2 separate regions of the Homo sapiens genome follow, and region 1 is linked to region 2. Evidence: chromatin loops called from intact Hi-C (ENCODE). Cell type or tissue: endothelial cell of umbilical vein. All regions are shown on one strand. Each heading gives the region's core, and the rest is flanking DNA. Links, peaks and the distances in the headings are about the cores only.

What was found. A loop is a pair of places that touch in the nucleus more often than their neighbours do. Peaks named below come from ENCODE experiments on the same cell type or tissue, not always from the same donor. Only the 100,000 strongest peaks of a DNase experiment are listed, where the experiment ranks them.
Region 1: it touches region 2 in a loop (7-fold over the local background); 2 of 110 quality-filtered maps call a loop at or near these places.

Annotation. Positions count from the first base shown.
Region 1 is chr13:80,866,298-80,877,910 of GRCh38, reverse strand. No RefSeq gene overlaps it. Among named protein-coding and RNA genes, the nearest start is that of LINC00377, 150 kb to the left of the region's middle. RefSeq lists enhancers at 4,133-4,212, 6,097-6,597, 6,598-7,098. In endothelial cell of umbilical vein, for the core only: no CTCF peak of the experiment used is centred there; a DNase peak (open chromatin) is centred at 6,190; H3K27ac peaks cover 1,055 bases.
Region 2 is chr13:80,957,683-80,969,295 of GRCh38, reverse strand. No RefSeq gene overlaps it. Among named protein-coding and RNA genes, the nearest start is that of LINC00377, 55 kb to the left of the region's middle. In endothelial cell of umbilical vein, for the core only: no CTCF peak of the experiment used is centred there; a DNase peak (open chromatin) is centred at 6,875; H3K27ac peaks cover 1,470 bases.

The sequences.
Region 1 (11,613 bases), core at 2,241-10,240, 92 kb after region 2:
GACATGTCAACTGAAAATCTTAGTTATTTCCGAAAGCTGCAGGTGCTATGAAATACAGCCAACTGGAATTCATCTTCCAGAGAACACTGAGTATTACAAAACCTTGCAAGGATTATTTCCAAAAAATGTTTAGAAACTAGAAGATGACAAAGTTTACCAAGTACTTTAAATATCATTTAAGTTGACCAAGTTTAAATATCGTGAACTTATTTTTAACCCTAAACAACATAAATTTTTCCAAAAACATTTGTACTCATCTATATTATTCCTGGTAATTATCCTGCCAGGAAGAAAATTTGGAATGAAAATATTTGAAATCTGGAATTAATCAGGCAGCTTACCCATCTAAATTCTGACCATCAAGATAAAGATTTTCAGGCAAAGCTATTCATTCTAATTGGTCAAATTCCAACCAGTTCAAACTATCAAATAAGATGTTATCTTTGTCTTATCCTTACAGAAAACATTAAGTGTATATATTTTATCTCAATTCCAATATTGTCTTCACATGTACTCAATGCCTAACTGAAGATAAATGTTAATAAAACTACGTGGAATGTTAAAAACCCCAATATGTGTTCTTCTTTGCCAATCATGAGAAGTTGCTACACTGTTTATAATTACTCTATGTTTGAAACACAAACATTTGGACATAGTTTCTTTGCCAAATAGGGCTTGCCTGTAAAGATTATATACTGGGATAACTTTATTTGGAAAAGATACAATGATAAGGGCCCATACTATTTTAGTACTTACTAATCTGTTCTTGGTTTTTATTCAACTATGAAAAGTTTACCTAAAAGACAGGAAAAAGTAAGAGATTTTTTAAATTATAGACTACAGATAAATCTAAATTTGAATTTAAAAGGTAATAATGTAACAATGGTAATAAATGTTTAAGGACATTTTAACTTAAAATCATTTAAGGGCAAACCAAACAGAATAATGAACTTATTCTATAGTGTATTAAATTATCTTTATATATAGTTCTAAATGTTTTAATATATACTATACCAACAAATTTAAAATCATAGCTGATGAACAATCAGGAGACAGAAGTCACACTAGTTATTTTATTTATTTTTACCTGTTTTAACTTTATTTGGAAATAATTTCAGACTTATACAAAGTTGCAAATATAGTATGAAGAGTTCCCCAAAACCCTTTTCTCAACTCGTTAACAAATGTTGACACATTGCATAACCATAGTATAACTATCAAAATTTAAAAATTAACATTGATATAATAATATTGATTCATCTGCATCTTATTCACCTTTATCAATTGTCTCACTAATTTATTTACACCGGCCTAACATCTAATCCGGCACTCATCATTGCATTAAGTTTACATTGCTCATTAGTCAGCTTGAGTATGTGTCATACATATTTGGCAAGAGGACCACAGAAATTTGTTGCACCCTTCTCAGTGCCTCATATCAGATATAGGATGACATGTCTCATTATTGGTGATATTACATTTGATAACTGTTAAAATGAGGTTTGCCAAGTTTCTGTCCCGCAATATTAGTATTTTCACTTTTAACTAATAAGTATCTTATGGGCAGATACTTTGAAATATTGCAAATATCCTGTCTCTCATAACACCTTCCCCAACTAATTTTGGTGCACATTGATAATTCTTGACTACAATGATTACAGTGTGTGTCTGCAAACCAAACAAAAAAGGTGATTTTTTTTTGAGATGGGGTCTTGCTCTGTTGCCCAGGCTGGAGTGCAGTGGCATGATCTCAGCTCACTGCAACCTCCACCTCCTGGGTTCAAGCAATTCTCTGCCTCAGCCTCCTGAGTAGCTGGGATTACAGGCACCTGCCCCACCACGCCCAGCTGATTTTTGTATTTTTAGTAGAGACGGGGTTTCACCATCTTGGCCAGACTGGCCTTGAACTCTTGATCTTGTGATTCACCCGCCTCGGCCTCCCAAAGTGCTGGGATTACAGGCGTGAGCCACCGCGCCCAGCCAAAAAGGTGATTTTAATTTCAGTTATTATTTTTGTATTTATATACTGAAATGCTACTATTGAAAATAGTTATTTTTTCCCTCTACTATATATTTATCTATTCATTATTTATAACCCCAGTGCAATCTAATGGATATTTACTTTGGTCTATGGGCTATAAAACATTACTATCAGCAAGGCACAGTGGCTCACAGGTAACATAGCAGAACTCTGTCTTTAAAAACAAAAATGAAAACATTACTAGCACCATTATTTTGTGGCTAAAAATGTTCCAGATTTGGCCACTGGTTGCTTTTTGAAGTCGATTCCCAAGCGCCTTTGACATGGCATCATCATTTTAAAGTACTTTCTTCGTTTCTGGAACTATATGATTGATGTTTCAGGCTCATTCTGTGCTTTCTCCTCTTACCTCAGACCTAGAATCATCTATTTCCATTTATTGGAAAATGGTATTTATAAATGAATATCTCAGCATTACATTTGCACACTGTTTTTTAGGGACAATTCTTTTAAGAATAATCTAAGCCTGAAAATAAATATATGTAAGCACATACATGCATACACAGTTAGACCCATAGCCAACTGTATATATTTAAATTAAAAAAAAAAAACAAAAAAGAAAAACCACCATGACTACATATTGGTCTTTTTGGTTCCAGTACAATTCCACAAGGGTCATCCTGGCTTTGCCTCCTTCCTTATTTTAATGCCTGCCCCATCCAGCAAGAAATCAGCTTTCATTATCCAGAATATATTTACTGGTTTGAATCAAGTATAGAAATCTGATGTCCTTTAACACTCCCTTTATCTCCTCCAATCATAATTGTCTTAAACATTTTTTATACATTTTAAATCATGTCAGTGGTATAATTTTTGTTTCAACCATGAAACATAATTTAATACAAGAGAATAAGGGAACGTATTTGCACATATTTTTGCTCTTTCCATAGTTTTCTTCCCCCTTGGTATTCAAAGATTCCATTTTTTACATTTTCTTTTGGTTGAAATAACTTCCTCTAGCTATTCTTTTTGGTCTGCTGGTTACACATTTTCAGTTTCTCTGTATCTGAGAATGCCTTGATTTTTCCTTAGTTCCTGAATAATATTTTTCCTGAATGTAGGATTTGTGGTTAAATGCTTTCTGTCAGCACTTGAAAAATGTTGAGCCACATGCTTTCTGGCTTCCAAGATTTTTGATGAGAAGTCCACTGTCATTTAAGTTGACTCCTTTTAGGTAAGGTATCTTTTCTCTCTCATGGTTTTTCAAGGTTTTTTTCGTTGTCTTTAGTTTTCAGAAGTATGACTATGATGTTCCTTGGTGTGGATTTCAATCTATTCTGTTTGGTATTCACTCAGCTTTTTGAAAATGTATGTTTATGTCTTTTGGCAAATTGGGAAAGTTTTCTGCCATTATTGTTTTGAGCAGTTTTTCAGTCGTTCCCTGTTCCTCCTCTCCTTATGGAAATCTGATGACACAAATGTTAGAGCTTTTGTTATAATGCCACAGATCTCTGAGGGTCTGTTCAAGTTTTTTTTCAGTCTACTTGTTTCCCTGTTTTTCAAATTAGGTTTCTATTATTCTATCTTCAAGTTCAATAATTATTTTTGTCCCATCCATTCTAATGTTGATCCCATTTTTTTATTATTTTATTTTTTATTTATAAAGTTTTCGTTTTATTTTTCTTTACATCTTTCATTTTTTGCTTACAGTATTATTTCATGGGTGTTTGTAATTGCTCATTAAAAATTTTCTGATGGTTGCTTTAATATCTTTTTCAGATAATTCCAAACCCTCTGTTACCTTGATGTTGGCATCTGTCACTTGTCTTTTATTATTCTATTTGAGATCTTCCTATGTCTTCATAAGAAGGGTAGTTTCTATTGAATCATATATTTTGATTAATATTGTATGGATCTCTGGATCTTATTTAACCTTCTATTTTAGCTGTCTTCTTTTGATACCACTCCAGCAGTAGAAAAAGGAATGCTGCCTCTTTACTAGGTTAAAAGTTTAGGTTCCCCAGTCTGACTTTAATGACACACAAGTTTGTGGGGAGCTCCTTGTTACTCATGGATGTGGTGACAATTCCGGCTCTCAACCAAGCAGTCACTGATACCTCTCAGGCTTGCTGGAACAGAAACTGTTTGTTACTTCCCCTCTGTGGCTTCCACTGACACCACAGAGAGGGTGGCCTCATTACTGCTGGGTGGTGGTGAAAGTCTTGATTCACCTCAAGACTTGCTCTAACACTCCAGCAAGTAGAGGACAGGGCAGCTTATTATTGCCAGATAGGAAGGGCAGTCCACCCTTTCAGGAATATTTTAAAATTTATCTTATATAGGTTTGCCTATTTCTCATTTAGTTTATCCTAAATTTTTACTCTTCTTTCTTGCCAATATAAGTGAAGTTTTCCTTACCATTATAACACCAAATTCATTATTTTTGTGTGTATGAAAGCTATTAATTGGCTTCTGAGTTTCTTTGACATGGCATCATCATTTGTAAGTACTTTCTTATTTTTTGGAACTATATGATTCCAAAAATTTAATTTAATAAACTAATTTTATATTCAACTATCTTATTGGAGACTATGAGTATCCTTGCCTTGTTTCTTATCTTAGTGGAAATAGGTCTTGTTTCCCCATTAAGTAATAAACTTTAGAACTAAATATAGGCATCATACCACACCAAGAAAAGTTTTCTATTACCTTGAGTCTTTTTAAAAAATCAGGAATGAGTGGAATTTGGGGAGACTTTTTTGGCATCTATGAAGTTTTTTTTGGTATGTTATTATTATGTGAGATATAATAGACTTACTTGAAACAACCTTGAATTCCTATAATATATTCAACTTGGTAATAGCGTATGATTCTCTTAATGTGACTTTGAATTCTGTTTGCTAATATAATATTTAGTATTTTGCATCAATATTAATAAGATATATTGATCTTCAATATTTCTTTCTTGTAATATCTTTGTCAGATTTGGATGCCAATGATATATTTGGTCTACAAAAATAATTAGAGAAGTTTTCATTCATCTTCACATCTCTGGGAGAGTTTACAGCACACTGAACTAGCCAGAGACAAGTAAACTAGAGTCATTAAAATTACAACAATTAGGTTGACCTAAGTCCCAGTAGTGAAATTGGGCCAAGAAGAATATTATAGAAACCCGACCAGAATCAGCAGTATTCCAGGAAGACAGGAAAATCTCGAGCTTATCTGGCTAAAACATTGAAAAAAGCATTAAGTACTTGTTTGAAGTAAGGATTTCTTAATGATGTAGATTATCAATATTGTGGCAGCTCATATCTCCTTGGTTGATCGTCCTATATTTATATTAACCAGTTTACACTGAAAAACATGATTTGATTAGATGAGACTCTGAAAAAGGTGAGAACAGCTTTTCCTTTTCTATCCGAGAACTTTTAGTATTTGCATACAAAGTTAGGGTCATATCTTCTGAACAGATAATAGGTAAAAACTCTCAGATTTCTGCTTTAATTTATAATATTGGACATAATAACAAAGGTATAAGCAAAAACTGCAACCAAACACGTAATGCCTTTCTTAATATCCATTCGCTTCATGGGTCACATCAAACATACTGACAGTGGGATTTACTAACTTTACTAAACATCATTTTCATCATGTATAAAATGGAAAAACTACCAATCTACTTTATTTATTTATTTAGAGACCTAGTCATGCTCTGTCGCCCAGGTTGGAATGCAGTGGCATGATCTCGGCACACTGCAACCTCTGCATCCCGGTTCAAGTGATTCTCTCATCCCAGCCTCCTGAGTAGCTGGGATTACAGGCATGCGTCACCATGCCTGGCTAATTTTTTTTTTTTTTTTTTTTTTTTGTATTTTTAGTAGAGATGCGGCTTTGCCATGTTGGCCAGGCTGGTCTTGAACTCCTGGTCTCAAGTGATCCACCCACCTCAGCCTCCCAAAGTGCTGGGATTACAGTCATGAACCACTGCACCTGGCCCTATCTACTTTAAACATGAAACCTGAGATAATTTGTGTGAAAGCAGTTAAAAATATTTAGCTTACGGCAAGTTCTCACTATGCTATTGTCTAACATTCTTAAATAATCAAAGTCATTTAACATTCTTAAATAATCAGTCACCAGTTTTAGGTGAGGGTGGTGGAGGTGGGTAGTGATTACAATGGAAAAGCTCTGTATTAAGTGGTTTCCAGCCACTTGTCCCTTCTGAGATCTCTGAATGCTATAAGCCAAGTTAATATCTTCCCCTCCTCTAAGCTCGAAGCAGGAAATTGGAGTTTTCTTTGGCGAATCTGGCCTAGGAAAAGTGACTCACAAATACCAACATGTGTGGGCTTTGCAATAAAATATTTACATCCGCATTTGATTATTTTACTATGTAGACATGAAAACCACCTGTTGAAATGTTTTGCCCTACTCCAAACAAATGCCCCAATGTAACATTTTAGCACTTCATTCTTTTTTTTTTTTTTTTGAGACGGAGTCTCGCTCTGTCGCCCAGGCCAGAAGTGCAGTGGCACTATCTCGGCTCACTGCAAGCTCTGCCTTCCGGGTTCACGCCATTCTGCCTCAGCCTCCCAAGTAGCTGGGACTGCAGGGGCCCGCCACTGCGCCCGGCTAATTTTTTGTATTTTTAGTAGAGACGGGGTTTCACCATGTTAGCCAGGATGGTCTCGATCTCCTGACCTCGTGATCCGCCCGCCTCGGCCTCCCAAAGTGCTAGGATTACAGGCATGAGTCACCGCGCCTGGCCTAGCACTTCATTCTTAAAAGTGATTGGATGCACAAGGGTTGATAGACATGCAAGAGCCTGAAAGACATACCAATACCAACGAATAAAAAAAAGTAAAAATTGGAGAAAACGGAAGAAATTCTGGAAAGAAAAGAAAATTGTACACAATACCAGCTACTATTAAAATTATTGGGGAAATAAGAAAAATTTATGTTGCATTGAAAAACTAGGATGTAATTTTAAAATCAGAGAACAACAAAAGCCTTATGATTTTCTATTGAAAAATAACTAAAACGGTTAGAAGTTGTCAAAGAATGATAGTAGAAACTAGGTATTATGATAAATATAAAAGAGGAAATAAAAATATTTAAAAATTACCAATACAAGGCATACAAAATCTTCAATATAGAGCATGCAAAATCTAACTACAAGAGGATTCAGAAATAGAAAAAGAAAAAAATAGAAAATTATTAAAGAAGTAATCAAGGAAAACTTCCAAAACTGAGAGCATAAACTTTCAAATAGAAAGGGCTCACTAAATGCTCAGAACAGTAATAGAAGACAAAACCACACCAAGGCAAATTATAGAACCACAAGTAGAAAGAACAGATCCCAAAGACTCCCTAACAGGAGAAAAACGTTTACATACAAAGGAGGAGATTGATTATGATGTTAGAGTTCTCAATAACAACACTAGATGGCAAGCAAAAAGGAAACAACATCATCAACATTCTGAGGAAAAGCTATCTCCAGTCTCAGCTTCAGCACTCCATCAAGCTATTAATTAATCATAAGTATAGATCAAGTTCAGACATGTCAGCTTAACAAAGATCATCTCACTCGCACTCTTTTAAAGGAGGCTGAAAGAAGACGTACTCCCAAGAGAAGCATACCAAGGAAGAAGCCACGGTTTTCAGGAAATAGAAGATACAATATAACAGAGCGACAATGGTTTATGGTAAATGAAAGCTTCAAGATGAAGCTGTGCAACAACGCTCAGAGAAAAATCAGTTTAGGTGAGATTAGACAGGAGAACCCACGAAAAATTTCTCAAAAAAAAAATGCACTAAATAAATTGCCCATTATAGAATTAAGTTTTACATCAGCAGTGAGGAGTTTGTTGATAAATTAGCACTAGGAACAGGGAAAATCAAGCAGAATAAAAACAATTGTTAACTTTACAGGAAACAAAAGAGTGATGTAAAAGCCAGAGAATCATGTTGAAAGACTCAAATTTAAGTAACATAGCTATAGTTTTTAAAATATAAAGATTAAATATTGATCAAACTAAAGTTGTTACATAAGAATATTGAGGCTGCTTTGTCTATGGAGTAGCCATTCTTTTATTCCTTTACTTTCTTAATAAACTGGCTTTCAGAAAAAAAAAAGAAAAAGAATATTGAGAGAATTTGTATTACGTTATTTACCAGGGGAGAAATAAGGTAAAAGTGAACTAAATGTGTATTTTCTATAATAGGAATTCATTAGGTATTGTGTAAAATGAAAACTCAAAATATAGTCATTTTAACATACTATTTAGATATATAGAGGTGAATCCTAGACTTAACAGCTAAATTCACAGATAACAGATTTTAGAGTGGCCAAAATCAGGGCATGCAGGAGCTGGACAAAGAACTGCTAGAGTTTAAGATTTATCGAATTATTTAAACATTAAAATTGGGCATACATTAATTCAATAAGAATAAAATTTCAATTTAAAAATATCGTACAAGAGGAAAATACACATAATTTTGCAGAAGATGAGAACATAAAGAAAACTGTTTAGATACAAAAGGGCAAAAGACTAATAAGCATCTGAAAAATTGTAAACTCTGTTAATGATTAATATATGCGTATAATACAACAAAAATAGTTTGTGTTTGTTGACCTGATACAAATTTCTTTCTTCAAGTTTTAAAATTATTTACTCATGTTTCTGCTGCTAGTCTAATTTTTGCAATCAAGGAGCTGCCTCTTCGTCAAACCCATGGTCTAGTTACTATGGCATTTCCCATATGTTTGAATAGCCATTGTAGAGTTTTGACATCTAGCTTTACTTGTGCCCTTTGGAGATTTGCAACCTGAAACGTAAGTTTACATCTCGTGGTGTAGTTGTGAAGAAGTGAGATGAGATGAATGATATGAAGACATATGTGCATGTCTTGTTTGTAGAGCTCTAAATGCATAATTTTGATTTTAGTGGTTGCTGGGTAGAATGACAAGAGAACTGAATCAGTGAATAAAGTTCTCTTCTTTCTTTTTTAAAAAGACTAAATTTTCTATACAGAGACACTCATGAATTCATTTACATATAATTAAATATGCTTTTTATAAAAATAATAAACTGTACATATGAAACAAATGCTTAATTACACTCTATCTACATACTTGTTTTTATCCGATGACTACTCTACCCCACTCTCCTCTGCTTACTTCCTATTTGGTTCTTGTTCTCTCTCCCATCCTCTTCCACTCATATCCATCACCCAGCATCAAACCAGAAAATCTATTTAGTAGATATTATTCTCTGTTTTCCTCTAGGCATATATAATAATAGATAAGCATATATATGTATATACACACACACACACACACACACACACTATATATATAATATATATATATTAAAAATTGTGTGTGTATATATATATATATATATATATATATATATATGCACACATCTCCTTATCCATATATATATACATACACATATATGGGGAAGTTTTATTGATTTACAAAAGCAATAATTACTATATAATTTTTCTCTATTTTATTTTCTCACTTATTATAAACTCATGGAAATACCCTAATATGGTGACAGCATAATAATTCATGATACAATAGGACTATTTTTACACAGCCATTTTCTATTGATGACCATTCATTTATTTGCTGTTTTGTCTCTATGAATGAGACTTTGTAAAACAATAAGCTTTTATAACAAATATTATTAATCTCTTAATTTAATTAAATCAGCGAAATTAAATTAGATTCTTGGTTTAATCGTAACAAATTATAATCACTTTATTATATATCACTGGCTAAGGTATTTTTTTCTCCCTTAGCTTATAAAAATAGAGATTCCTTCCTCTGTGGTTAGAGAAGATGCTCTTCTCTAGTTCTGTAGCTATAGAATAAGGATTTCAAAAAGTTTGACATATAACCTGTACAGCAAATATGGTTAACAATGCTCCTGATAAAACTAATGTTACTCCTAGCTTCCCCTTCTCTCCTTCTGTCCTCTCCCTTCCTCTCCTCCTTTCTCTTTTCCTGTCTTCTCCTCTCCTTTATTTCCCTCCATTCTCCTTTATTTTCTCCTTTTTTGCTTTTCCTTCTCTGGATATTGTTTCAGATACATTATCTTCATACTCTTCACACAATCTTCACCTAAGCTTGCCCCTTCAGCTAAAATAAAAGATAATTTTCAACTTCCTCCTTAAAAAGTAAGTTTCAGAGATTAAAATTTGTTTCAAACAGGTTCCACATGACACATACTGAACTCATTCCGAGATGTATAAACGGCTGAATAACTACACCTGAATAAAGACTTACATGAGGGCTAAATCCTTCTCAAATTAAATGTGCATTACATGTACCTTCTTTTGGCAGACAAAAACCCATCCTTTATTTGCTGATTCAAAATGAGGCTGTGGAATGCTGAAGTTGAAAGAAGCTACAAGTTGTCTTTTAGAGTTGTATTAATAATAGCTAGTTAGTCCACACTACAGAAGGCTCCCATAGTGGTGGTAGGTGTGAATGCAGACAAGCTATGGCAAGAGAAATAATGGAGATGGAAAAAAAGGCTGGCTTGAGGGGAGTAGGGAGAAAAAACAATATGAGAAGAGAAAGGTGGAAAAGGAAGTCTAGAATGTAATAAACTCAAGGAAACACAGATCAAAAAGGTAGAGCTAAAATTTAATCAGTAAAATTAAAGGAAGAAGAACAGATTGTGGATAGTGATCTAGGTTCAACTGAGGAAACTCTTGCCAGAGTCTATGAGCCAGAGTAGTTGGAGCAGCCTTGTTTTCCAAGGCGGGGAATAATCAATCGCAGAGTTTTAACTTTTATTTTGGAGCTGTGCCTGAAACCCAGACTGAAAAAGTTTGCTTACTTACATGATCAGAAGCTGAAAACAATGTAATTTAATTTAGGCAGCCCATGTGTGAATCTAGTTAAAAACCAATACATTTGGATTAATTATGTATTTTCCAGGTCTGTATCAAGTGCAGTCCATTCAGAAAGCAGAGATAACATCTTCGTACTGCATACATCAAGGGAACAAGAAAATCTATTTTGTATCCTTGGCATTTGATAGAAAATGACTTGAATGATTCCTTTTAGGATGCTGTTTTGTTGACAGTTACAATGTAATTGAAAAAGAAGCCTCCTACTTTGTTTCTTTCATGAGGCAGCATGGATGTGAGCAGTGGCCCAGGCAAGAATGTTTCCGCTGGACACTAGCTTTTGCTTTTTTTAAAAATGCTGATTTTTATTACATTCTAAAAATGAGCTATGCCATGTAAAAAGGCAAGTTTAAAGCAAAAATTGGAATTTTAAAGTTTCTCATTGGAGACATTGGTCAATAGCTGACTAAGAATGGCAATTTATGGCCCGAGGTGTATTTAACAAAACTGTTTTCTGTGTGGGTAACTACTGATGCAGGCATTTGGCTAATAATGGGCACTTGAAGGATCTGTGCTTGAGTCAATACGATTTCTTAATGTGTTCTCTTAATGGACCATATACTTTCTATTTTGAAGGTTATCAAAGCTGCATTATTTAGTTAGTTATATATTGGATTTAGAAAGTAGGCTCTCAAAGCCTATGCTGTGCATGGCGTTTATTGAGTACCTACTCTTCTGAACTCTTAAATATAATGTGC
Region 2 (11,613 bases), core at 2,088-10,087:
TTCATGCATGTAATTATTTAAAATATGGTATAAAATACCTTCAGGCTAGTATAAGTATACGTGTAAGTACACATATATATGTATAAGTACACATATATGTATAAGTATACATAAGTGTATATGCATAAGTATACATATGTGTATATGCATAAGTATACATATGTGTATACATATATGTATATGTATAGGTATATATGTATAAGTATACATGTATATGTATAAGTATATATACCTATACATATACTTATATATGTATATTTATACATATACATATATGTATGCTTGTATATGTACGTGTATACATATATATGTTTATGTATAAGTGCATATGTATAAGAATACATATATGTATATGTATAAGATATATATGAAACATATATATGAACATACATATGAAACTAACATATGAAACATAAATAAATTTTGTGTTTAGATTTGGGCCCTATTTCCAAGATATCTTATTATGTATATGCAAATATTCCAAAAATCCAAAACATCCTAAGTTCAGAAATGGTCTCAAGCATTTTGAATAAAGAATACTCTATTAGTATTTTATAATTTAAATAGAATTGCATTAAAATAAATCTACTGAAGAAATAAAAAGAAATGTAAGAATAAAAAGGGAAATTTTAATATCAGGACCCTTCTTTGTGTATAAAAAAGCAGTGCACAGCAATACTGAAAAAAGTCTGCAAATCCAAAAGTCAGAAAATAATAATAAAAATAAAACAATTTTGTTTAATACTTTCCAAGGAAATGACTGTAAGAAATTTATTTGTAATCTATGTAATTTGGAATTTTTTTAAATTTGTGGCTTGGTTTGGATTCAGTTCCAGCCATATTAGTGGCCAGAAAAGCCACATTATACCTTAGGGATTAAAAGAACACTTTCATGGATAGACAAGAGTATGTTTTAACTTAGGATAAGAACTTCATGAGATGGTTTGGGGCATGCAAATATGCAGAATGCTATTTACTAATGGGCATTTTTATTAACTTAGAGATATAAAGTTACAGTTTTCTTCTAGTTAGTTGGTTAATAAATACTTCCTGGCCGACAGAAATTAGTCTTAGGCAAGTATACAATAACTTAAGGCCATGCAGAAATTCCAATGGGCTTTTAAATGTGTCTATCTATCCCTATAATGATGACTATAACCAGCTACATAAAGATCTAGGGGTCCATGACTGAGTATAGAGCATGAAACAAAAGGCAATCTAAAGCAAAGTTTAATGTGGTAATGTTTATCTCTAGATTCTTTATGTTTTCTTTGCCAGGATTTGAGACAAATCTCCCCCAAAATTTCTACTCTTGACTCTCTCTGTGTAAATGATTATACACTTACTCATGTCTGTAGGTTATTTTTTTCTTTGCCATTCACCAGAAGTAACCCCTCTCACCTATTGATCTTTGGGTTATCATTACTGGTTTCATTTCTTGTTCAAACAGGTAATTGTTATGGCAGCCGAATTTATGTCTACACACGGAGACTTTCTCTATGTTAAAGCTGTTGGCACATGTACCAGTTCAAAGTCAAATCGTCTGAGGTTTGACATCCTCTACCGTATAGCAATGCCTATCTTCTGCAGTGGTTTCACTGTCTCAGATTAAAAGCAATTCCTTCTTGTTTACAAGTTGAAATAGACCTAGTCTATGAAAGGTCTCTATTTTTCCTCTATTATTTTCCACAATGTAATGAGAATACCCTGAAAATTGATTATATACAAATAACAAATGTTAAACCAATGATTTCTATTTTATACATGATTATTTGGAAATCTTAGCTTGACCTAATGTCTAAGGCAAACAAACATGCACAAAAACATGAATACATATATATTAACCTGTGATAATTTTAAGTCCCTAACTCTCAGGAACTAGAACACACACACATGCATGCATACACACACACACACACACACACACACACACACACAGATATGTAGTCATATATCACTTAACAATGAGGATAAATTTTAAGAAATATGTCTTTAGGCCATTCCATCATTGTTTGACCGTTGTAGAGTACACACAGGCCTAGATGGTATAACTTACTACACCCCGAGGCTATATGGTATAGCCTATTACTCCTAAGCTAAACTTGTACAGCATATTACTGTAGTGAATAACAAAGACAATTGTAACACAATGGTACATATTTATGTATGTAAACATATCTAAACATAGAAAAGATAATGTGCTGTGCTACAGAATATGGCATCTATGACATCACTAGGCAATAAAAATTATTCAATTACATTATAGTCTTATGGAAACACTCTTGTGTCTGGTGTTTATTGTTAACTGAAACGTCATTACAGTGCATGACTGTATAGTACGGTTACACAATGGGTAAGATTTCAGGGATTCATAAACATAATATTTTAAAATACAGGTTTTTTAAATAGGCCACTCAATTCCATAGAGTGTTAAATTTTAAAAGTCTAGGAAATTTATCTCACTCTGACTTACTTGAAAGTATTTGATAATTCAACTGCTGATGTTTCTATAGACAGCTGTGTTTATTGTATCAAGTGAATACAGTAAGTTGAAAACTTTCTGTTTCTAAATCAAAAAACAACCTATTTTATATAAATCTCCTCTGTGGAAACAGAGAACAGGGATTCTTTTAAGTGTTGTGTTACTCATCAATATGCAAAATGCAATGTATTTTTGTAGTAAGATATTAAAAGTTTTTTTAAAAAATACTGAATAAGTTGAGAATCTGAAAGCAATATCTCTTGAAAATCAGAATCAAACTTCATTTTAATATTGCCAATTTATTTCAAAATTTCATCCAAGTAAGACACAATAGCATACTCTGTAGCTCATTTTTCTTCTTTTCTAGCTACTAACATTTCCATCCAACTTCTGCTCCTGAAAATAATAGATGATAAAGTTTCTTTCTTATCTAATTATAATTGAAAAATCCATTCATGGTCCAGGTGTGGGAAAGCTTGGCCCTGGGTACAGATCTTGGAGTAGAGAGGAATTTGCCCTTTAAGTGTCTTTCCTGTCCACTGTCCCTTAGGGATGCTGCTCACAACCAGATGGAAGAGAAGTTTGCTTCTTCACAGGGCCCAGGGAATTCTTGCTCTTCCCCCCCATACATAATCCTAGGCATCCCACTTTCATCAATAATACCAGATGCTGCCACTAATGACCTTGGAAATAATTCCATTGGTAGTTTAAAAAACAACTTTTAAAATGAAAGAATCACAGAAACATGAAAGAATAAGAGAGGAAGAGATAGAAAGGGAGAGAATGAAAAAAAGAAAGTAAGAAATAGAGAAAAAGAGGAAGAAAGAAAGAGGAAAAGGTACGAAAATGAGAGAGGAAGAAGGACGAAAAAAGGAAGGAAATTTGACAAAAGGCCATCCTATTTCTTATCATTCTCTCATGAGAATTATATCTGCCTACATTTTCTCATTTTTTTAATAATTTAACTTGCAAAATTTTACTTAGAGAAGCAAATATAGAGAATTGTCATTTTAGTAAAGTACCTGGTTCTCTCAGTGTTTGTACAATAATTGAATTCTCTCTCTCCCCACATCCCTCTCTGTCTCTGTGCACTCTACCTTTAACTTTATTGCAAATAGCAAAGTATTGATTCTTTTAAAAAGCCAAGCATCCTGTGTGAGGATGCCAGTTGTAACAATGCATTATCTCTGAAACCTCTTTGCTAATAGTGAATCTCATTGGCAGTTGTTCCGAAACTGCTGACAAGACATAGTACTATCTCTTCAATTTCATCTTCCACTTCTTTCCTCCCTTTGGGAGAAGAACATCTGTATGCCTTAGAGGGAGTTAAATATGTTAGGACAGATCTCTTGCCTTTCAGCCTACTAAGAATTATTTAACTTTTTTCTCCCTAGCTCATTCTGTAGGATTGGAGTTTTACTAGGAATCCTATATCAAAAGCCATATCTATTCACAGAATTAATTCTTAGTCAAGACATATTTAGGGAGACTCCACTTTATGTCAAGAAATGTGCTTAGTCATCAGATTTAAGAACTCAAGTCAAAGTCTTCTCATTTGGGGGAAAGTAATCTAACATTAGACTCAAAGTGTGGTATTCATTTTTCAAGAGACTTTTAAAATAGAAAATACAAAAATCACACTTATGCATGCTTTCTAAAACAATCCTGACTATCTGTTTGGTATGTATTCTTAAAACAAAATCCTGAAGTAAAATATGTAAGTATATTCTGACTGTATGTTACCATTTGGAAACAAGGACTTTGAACATTGAAATATTTTAAGCTTTGAAGAATGGAGTGCAGAATTTATATTTTGTGTTCGAACAAACAACCACGAGGTCTCAAACTATAGAATTAGGCATAAGTGAGAAAGGTAGCAGAATAGTGAGCATGAATGGGAAAGCTAGATAAGATTTTTTAAAGAACATACAGCTGGACACTAGACCTTTCTTTATGTCTCTGATTTCCAAAAGACAAGCAACACTCTTTGGTAAGGATAAGTAATTTTCAGAATATTTCTGTGTTATTTCACCTTTCTGGTCCTCTGGAAAATAAGGATTATGAATACTACAAGAATTAAATCTAACAGTACTTTAATCATTGAATCAACAATGTCTGACTTTATAGAATAATAACCTAGGTAGGGGAAAATATATGGACTTTGGAGCCTGACTGACCAACTACTTAAGACTGTGTAGACAGGAAAATTTACCAATGGCTCTGAGTCTCAATTTCTTCACCGGTAAAGCACCTAGAATTGAATATGATAGAGTAAATTGGGGCTAAATCAGTATTTTAGCAGATAAAAGTTTTGAATAGCAGAGAAAGTCACTTTGTATCAGATCAAAGACTTTATTTTTAACTACTTAAAATTATAAATATAAATTCATATTTTGAAATCCCCTTTTTCACTTTTCTCTCATTTTTCAATACCATGGACTCGTTCTTATAACTTAGAATTTTTCTTTCATTCTTTGTTTTCTTGTTTGCCAGCTTTAAATAATCCTGTAATTTCAGTTATCCTCATTAATGTAGGAAAACATTGTTCATTAAACTGTTGCTTAATTGAAATGAGGGTTTATGTCTCTTTTTACTTTTTTAGTTTAGTTATCCAACATTATTGTTTATATTAAACATTTCATAAATGCTAAATGAAGGAATAAATTATTATATAATAATTCATTTTAGTAGCTGGAAAATACACAATATCATTTCTGCATATATACAGAAAGCCATACCAAACTGCTATGCATGAGAACAAGGGACAATCCTCAAATGGTGGAATTTCAGGTATAATTGAAATAAATGTTCTGGAAGGAAGATATACAAGGGACATCTCCTATTACGTCAGACAAATCAAAGAAATAGTTTTAATATTGTCTTTGGATACAACTATAATTTTCCACTTATCAGTATCTAAGATTTAATTAGTTATGCATATAATGTTGGAATATGTTATTTCAGTTTGCTTTGCTATATGCATTTGTTCATTTACCCATTGTCTATGTATCTTTCTTTTAGTAATTCCTATGAATGGAGCATTCACTATACAGAAATACTCTTCCAGTTCTGGGGAAACAAGGGTGAATAATAACATCTTTATACTCTAAAGTGTCATTGAGATATTTAATGATACAAACATACAGTATCTTAAAATTAGCTGAGGAAATTAAGCATGATAGTAACATCTTGATAAGTAACTTGAAGATGATATAATGAATCTTCTGCGAGTCCATAAATCAAATATAGTTTTTTTGTTTACTACTATTTATTTATATAATTTCTAGACCTCAGTGCTGCTTTTAGCTTTGAATTTTTATAGAAATTGTAACCACCTGTAGTAATATGTCTTAATTATTTTGACCTAGTTATTTTACTTCTAGATGACTGCAATAACAAAACAAATAGATGATCATCATGAGGGGTTTATAAGCACAAATCGTATGTGCACTGTAGGCTAAAGTCCTATTCAACTTCATCCTCACTCTAGAACAAGGTGGGTGAAGCTGAAGACTCTGGCTGAAAAAATTTCTTGTTTCATAACAGAGGAAAGGATAGACTGACTTTAGAGATTCTAATTCTTAGTGAATCTGCCTAGAAGTAACACTTATTTTCACATTCAATTGTTCAGAGGAAATTACACGGCCAAGCCAGAGCATCAGTGTGAAGAAAGACAAGGCTTCCCAGGAGAGAGGCAGAACCTATTTCTGAATACTAATAAATCCACCACAAGGGGCCTTTATACCCAAACAAATGAAATATGACACTGGCCTGGAATAGTATGATTGCAGAATACACAGACATCAGTAGACAGTATTAGCATATGTTTTGTGGAAAGAATCAAGAATTAGTAAATGAATTGAACTGAAAAGAAAAAGTAAGGTGACTCCTAAGTTTTAACTTTACACACCCACAGTAATGTTGTCATTTACTTAAATGGAAAAGTGCTAAGAGGGAAGCAAATTGGGATAGGAATAATCACGGATTCTATTTTTGACATGCAATTAAAGTAGTCAAATAGTCCACATATATTTGCCTACTGTATATCCAGCACTGTGAAAAATTGAGAATATAGCAGCAAATTACTCAGACAGAGTCTAGTATTTAAGTATTCAAGTACAAGAATTGGTATAATTCAGAAAATAAACACAGGATAAATAAACAAGTAATATGGGGTAAAAAATGACCCTATGGGGATGAAATAGTGCTAAGAAATCGCCTTCTAAGGTCATTGCATTTGGAGTAAGATGTGAATGATGAGTAATCCCTAGATACGTAAAAATATTCCGAACTAAAGGAAGAGATGATGTAAAGGCCTTGAGATAAAAATGCACTTGACTATTTTGAGAGATGGAAGGCCATTATGACTGAAATATAGTGAATAAGGGAAGGAAGGCGAGAGATGAGAATCAAGCAAACAGATGGATGACTAATCTTCTAAGATCTTGTCACCATAGTAATAAATATGTATTTAATTACTGTTGAAATTGGAATGCATTATTAATCATAGGAAAATCATGATCTGAGTTGAACGTTAGAAGGGTCACTCTGGCTACTGTGTGGAATACGGGTATTAGGAGTGCGAGGCTGGAGCCTTGCTGTCTGACGGAAGCTATCAGGCTTAGCCCTTGGAATTTTTTTTCTACCTGTACATTTTTAGGTAGAAGCAAACTGTCTGATCTTCTCAAAGATGTAGAAAAAAAGCATATTTGGTAGAACAAGGAAGGATCTTGCTTTGCTAATCAATAAATCTTTTTATTAAACATGATAGAGCTGATTAAAATTATTACCAGAAGAGAACTTCTTTGCTTTGTAAATATGTCCATTTTATTCACTAACTACCTATTACAAATATATTGGTAATGTTAGAAGAATTCCTTTTGATCGCATCAAGTTTAAAAGCTTCTGCAAAGCAAAGGATATAATCAACGAAGTGAAGAAACAACCCACAGAATGGAAGAAAATATTTGCAAACTACCTATCTGATAAGGGATTAATAACCAAAATATATAAGGAGCTCAAACAACTCTACGGAAAAAAAATCTAATACTCTTCTCAAAAAAATGGGCAAAAGATTTGAATAGACATTTCTCAAAAGAAGACACACAAATGACAAACAGGCATATGAAAAAGTGCTTAACATCATTAGTTATCAGAGAATTGCAAGTGAATATTAAAATGAGATATCATTTCACCCCAGTTAAAATGGCTTATATCCCAAAGATAGGAAATCCCAAATGCTGGCAAGAATTTAGAGAAAAGGCCATTGCATTTGGAGTAAGATGTGAATGATGAGTAATCATACAGAAATCATACAGATTTCCTTGTATATTTCGGTGGAAATGTAAATTAATACCACCACTATGGAGAACAGTTTGGAGCTTCCTCAAAAAGCTGAGAAAAGAGCTACCATAGGATCCAGCAATACCACTGCTGTGTATATACCCAAAAGAAAGGAAATCAATACATCAAAGAGATATCTGCAATTCCGTGTTTGTTGCAGAACTGTTCACAACAGCCAATAATTGAAAGCAACCTGAGTGTCCATCAGCAGATGAATGGATAAAGAACATGTGGCACGTATACACAATGAAGTACTATTCAGCCATAAAAAAGAATGCTGTCCAGTCATTTGCAACACCATGGATGGAACTGGAGGTCATTATGTTAAGTGAAATAGGCCAGGCACAAAAAGACAAACACTGCATGTTCTCACTTATTTGTGGGATCTAAAAATCAAAACAATTGAATTCATGGAGATAGTAGAAGGATGGTTACCAGAGGCTGGGAAGGGCAGCAGGGGGATTGGCGGGAGGTGTGGATGGTTAACGTGTACAAAACAAAACAGAAAGAATGAATAAGGCCTACTATTTGATAGCACAACAGGGTGACTATAGGCAATAATAACTTAATTGTACATTCTAAAATAACTTAGAGTGTAATTGAATTGTTTGTAACTCAAAGGTTAAATGCTTAAGGGGATTGACACCGCATTCCCCATAATGTGCTTATGTCACATTGCACGCCTGTGTCAAAACATCTCATGTACTGCATAACTAAATATACCTATTATGTACCCACAAAAATTAAAAAATAATAATAAAAATAAATTTTAAAAGTTAAAAAAGAATTGTTTTTGAAAAACAGGAACAAGACTTGGACACTCTTAGTATATAACTAGCTGAGAAAAAAATGAAGTCATGAAAGAACACTTAATTAACCCAAAATAATGGAGGGAAGGAAAGCTAAAGTAACAAAATGAGTAGGGCAGAAATAATAAAATGACAAAATTGAAACCAACTACATTAGTGAATATATTAAACATAAATAGATCAAATATTTAATAAAAATAGAAATGCTTACACTAGATTAAAGACAAATATCCAAAAATATACTGGTTACAAGAGAATATACCAAAAATATTTTTTTAAGCTGAAACTCAAAGGATATTAGCATGCAAACACTAATCAAAGTGGTGATGTTTTGGTAGTAGGATTCAGGCAATAAGTGATAGCAAAGGTGAGAAAATACACTTTATAATGATAAATGACTTAATCCAATAAAAAATTTAATAATTTAGTAATTGTGAACAATGGTAATTGTAATAATGCGGCTAATGTTTAAGATCAATATACACACAGGAAAAATTGACAGGTCTTAAAAAAGAAAGAGAAAAATACACAACCATACTGGCATGATTTCATTTGTACACTTTGATTTCAGTATGACATACTGCAAAAGAAAAATTTTGATAAAAAATACCATAGCGGCTAGGCATGGTGGCTCATGCCTGTAATCCCAACACTTTGCGAGGCCAAGGCAGGTGGATCATGAAGTCAGGAGTTCGAGACCAGCCTGGCCAATATGGTGAAACCCTGTCTCTACTAAAAATACAAAAATTAGCCAGGCACAGTGGCAGGCGGCTGTAATCCCAGCTACTCAGGAGGCTGGGGCAGGAGAATTGCTTGAACCTGGGAGATGGAGGTTGCAGTGAGCCAAGATCGTGCCATTGCACTCTAGCCTGGGCGACAGAGTAAGACTCTGACTCAAAAAAAAAAAAAAAAATCCATAGCATTTTAGGGCAGTTGAGTGTGAATCTCCTTACTGTATGGTGTAAATTGGAAAGGTAGACAATCTTAGATTAGGAAGTCCTTGACCTACTATGCTATGATGAGGAGTTTCTACTTTTTCGTATAGGTTATGAAGCTCTAGAAAGGATGTTATTGGCAGGAATGACATAATTATATTTGCTTTAAAAGATTACTCTTGCAATAATACTTGGGTAATAATCTTGGGTAATACTATGGAATTGTCTGGGGAATACAAAAGAAAAATCCAGATTGAAGAGAATGACTATAGTGATTTCAGTGTAGGGTTTATTTTATTGAAGCTGGCTTTTCTGGGCCTCATGACAGAGGTGTGGACTGGAAATATGGGAGCTTTGATGTATACAAGAAATAATTGAGAAACAAAGTTCTTGGTTTCTTGGGAGTAGAGAAGGAAAAGGTGGGGTAATCTCAGAGATATTTGGACTCATTTAGAACTACAACCATAGCAATTCATATTCATGTAAACACCATTAAGTTCGCTTTTTTAAAAAAGTAGTTCATTGAATAAAAACATTTCCAACCTCTTATTTAAAAGATAATATAGTATATATTTTTAGGAAATAAGGAAGTAATTTTGCCTTCTGTTTTCAATTTACAACTAAAGCCAAAATCAACACACATACAGAAAAATACACACAAACACACATAAACACACACAAATTGAGCAAGTTAGCATTATAACACATTTTGAAAATATCCTATGAAGAATTTTGCATGTTTCTTAATGTTTCTGTTTTAATGACATGAATTATAAATGTATTTATTTTCCTGTGATTTTTATTATTAAAGTTTAGTTTTTAAAAACAGTTACCGAAATCTATAAATATATTGATTCATGTGAACGTAGATCATTTTAGCTCACAGAATTTACTTCCCCAAGTTCTTATATATTACTGATAATTTCAAGGCAGAATTTAGTATGTGGATAAATGGAGGTAGGGAATGTCTGGTAGCTGAACATGCTGTATATAAAATAGTAATAAGTGTCCATTTAGTGTTTAGTGTTTAGCTGAATTCTACTCTATTCTGTTCCCATTAAACTGAAGTTAGCGGGGAAGAGAGTACACACACTCTCAGGATAGCAATACAATATGTAAAAGGTTAGAGTGATTGAAAGGAAATTATGTAATACAATTTGAATTAAATAAGAAAGAAAAATCCTAGAAGTTAAATCTCTCAATTATCAATATTTTTTTAATTGTTCCTTATTTTTTGACCTCCAGTTTAACCAAATATGTGTATATCCTCATAATGAAATGTGGATAGCTGACTTGCTAGTAAGCTGGTAGATTGAAGGACAAAATTAATACTAAAAGTTTAAAAATTCTTCATATTCCTTGAATATTTTCTATTTGCATTTTCCTATGCTTTACCTAGTTGGTACTTAAGCACAGGAAAGCTCAATTTATGTCACTAAAAATGCTACTGCTGGAGTATGCTGGACAATTCCACGTTTTGCCCATTTGAGTTAATTCTGAGGACTTTCCTATTTGTTGAATATATTATGTTCATACTTTTAGAAATATCAACACAAAAATTATTATAGTCTACAGGGATACCTGCTGCTTATGAAATACTGAATTAAATAAAAATAGGGTATTACTTTCAAACACTAATATTTTCCCAATTCCCATATTCATGGACTTTCCCCAATTATTTCTAATACATGACATCTTTAACTTGGAAAATTAATTGAAATGTTTCAAATGTTTGCATAACATTACTACTGAGCACTTAAATTTTTCATGAACTTATGAACACTTAATTCTGAGAGTATAATGAAATATTTGCCATATTACTTTAACTTTATGTGCTTGAATAGGGGAATAAGAAGAGAAAAAATATAAAAAGATAGAGAATTTAAATTGTATGCAGAATGACTTAGCAGTCCAAGATTTAGGAAAATGTTTGAGTTGGGATATTTCTTCTTTCTTCATTATCAAAAAATAAAATTCCTGTGGTAAAGAATCAAACATCATTTTTATAATGCTAGTTATATACCAGTTCCCCTCACTGAGACTA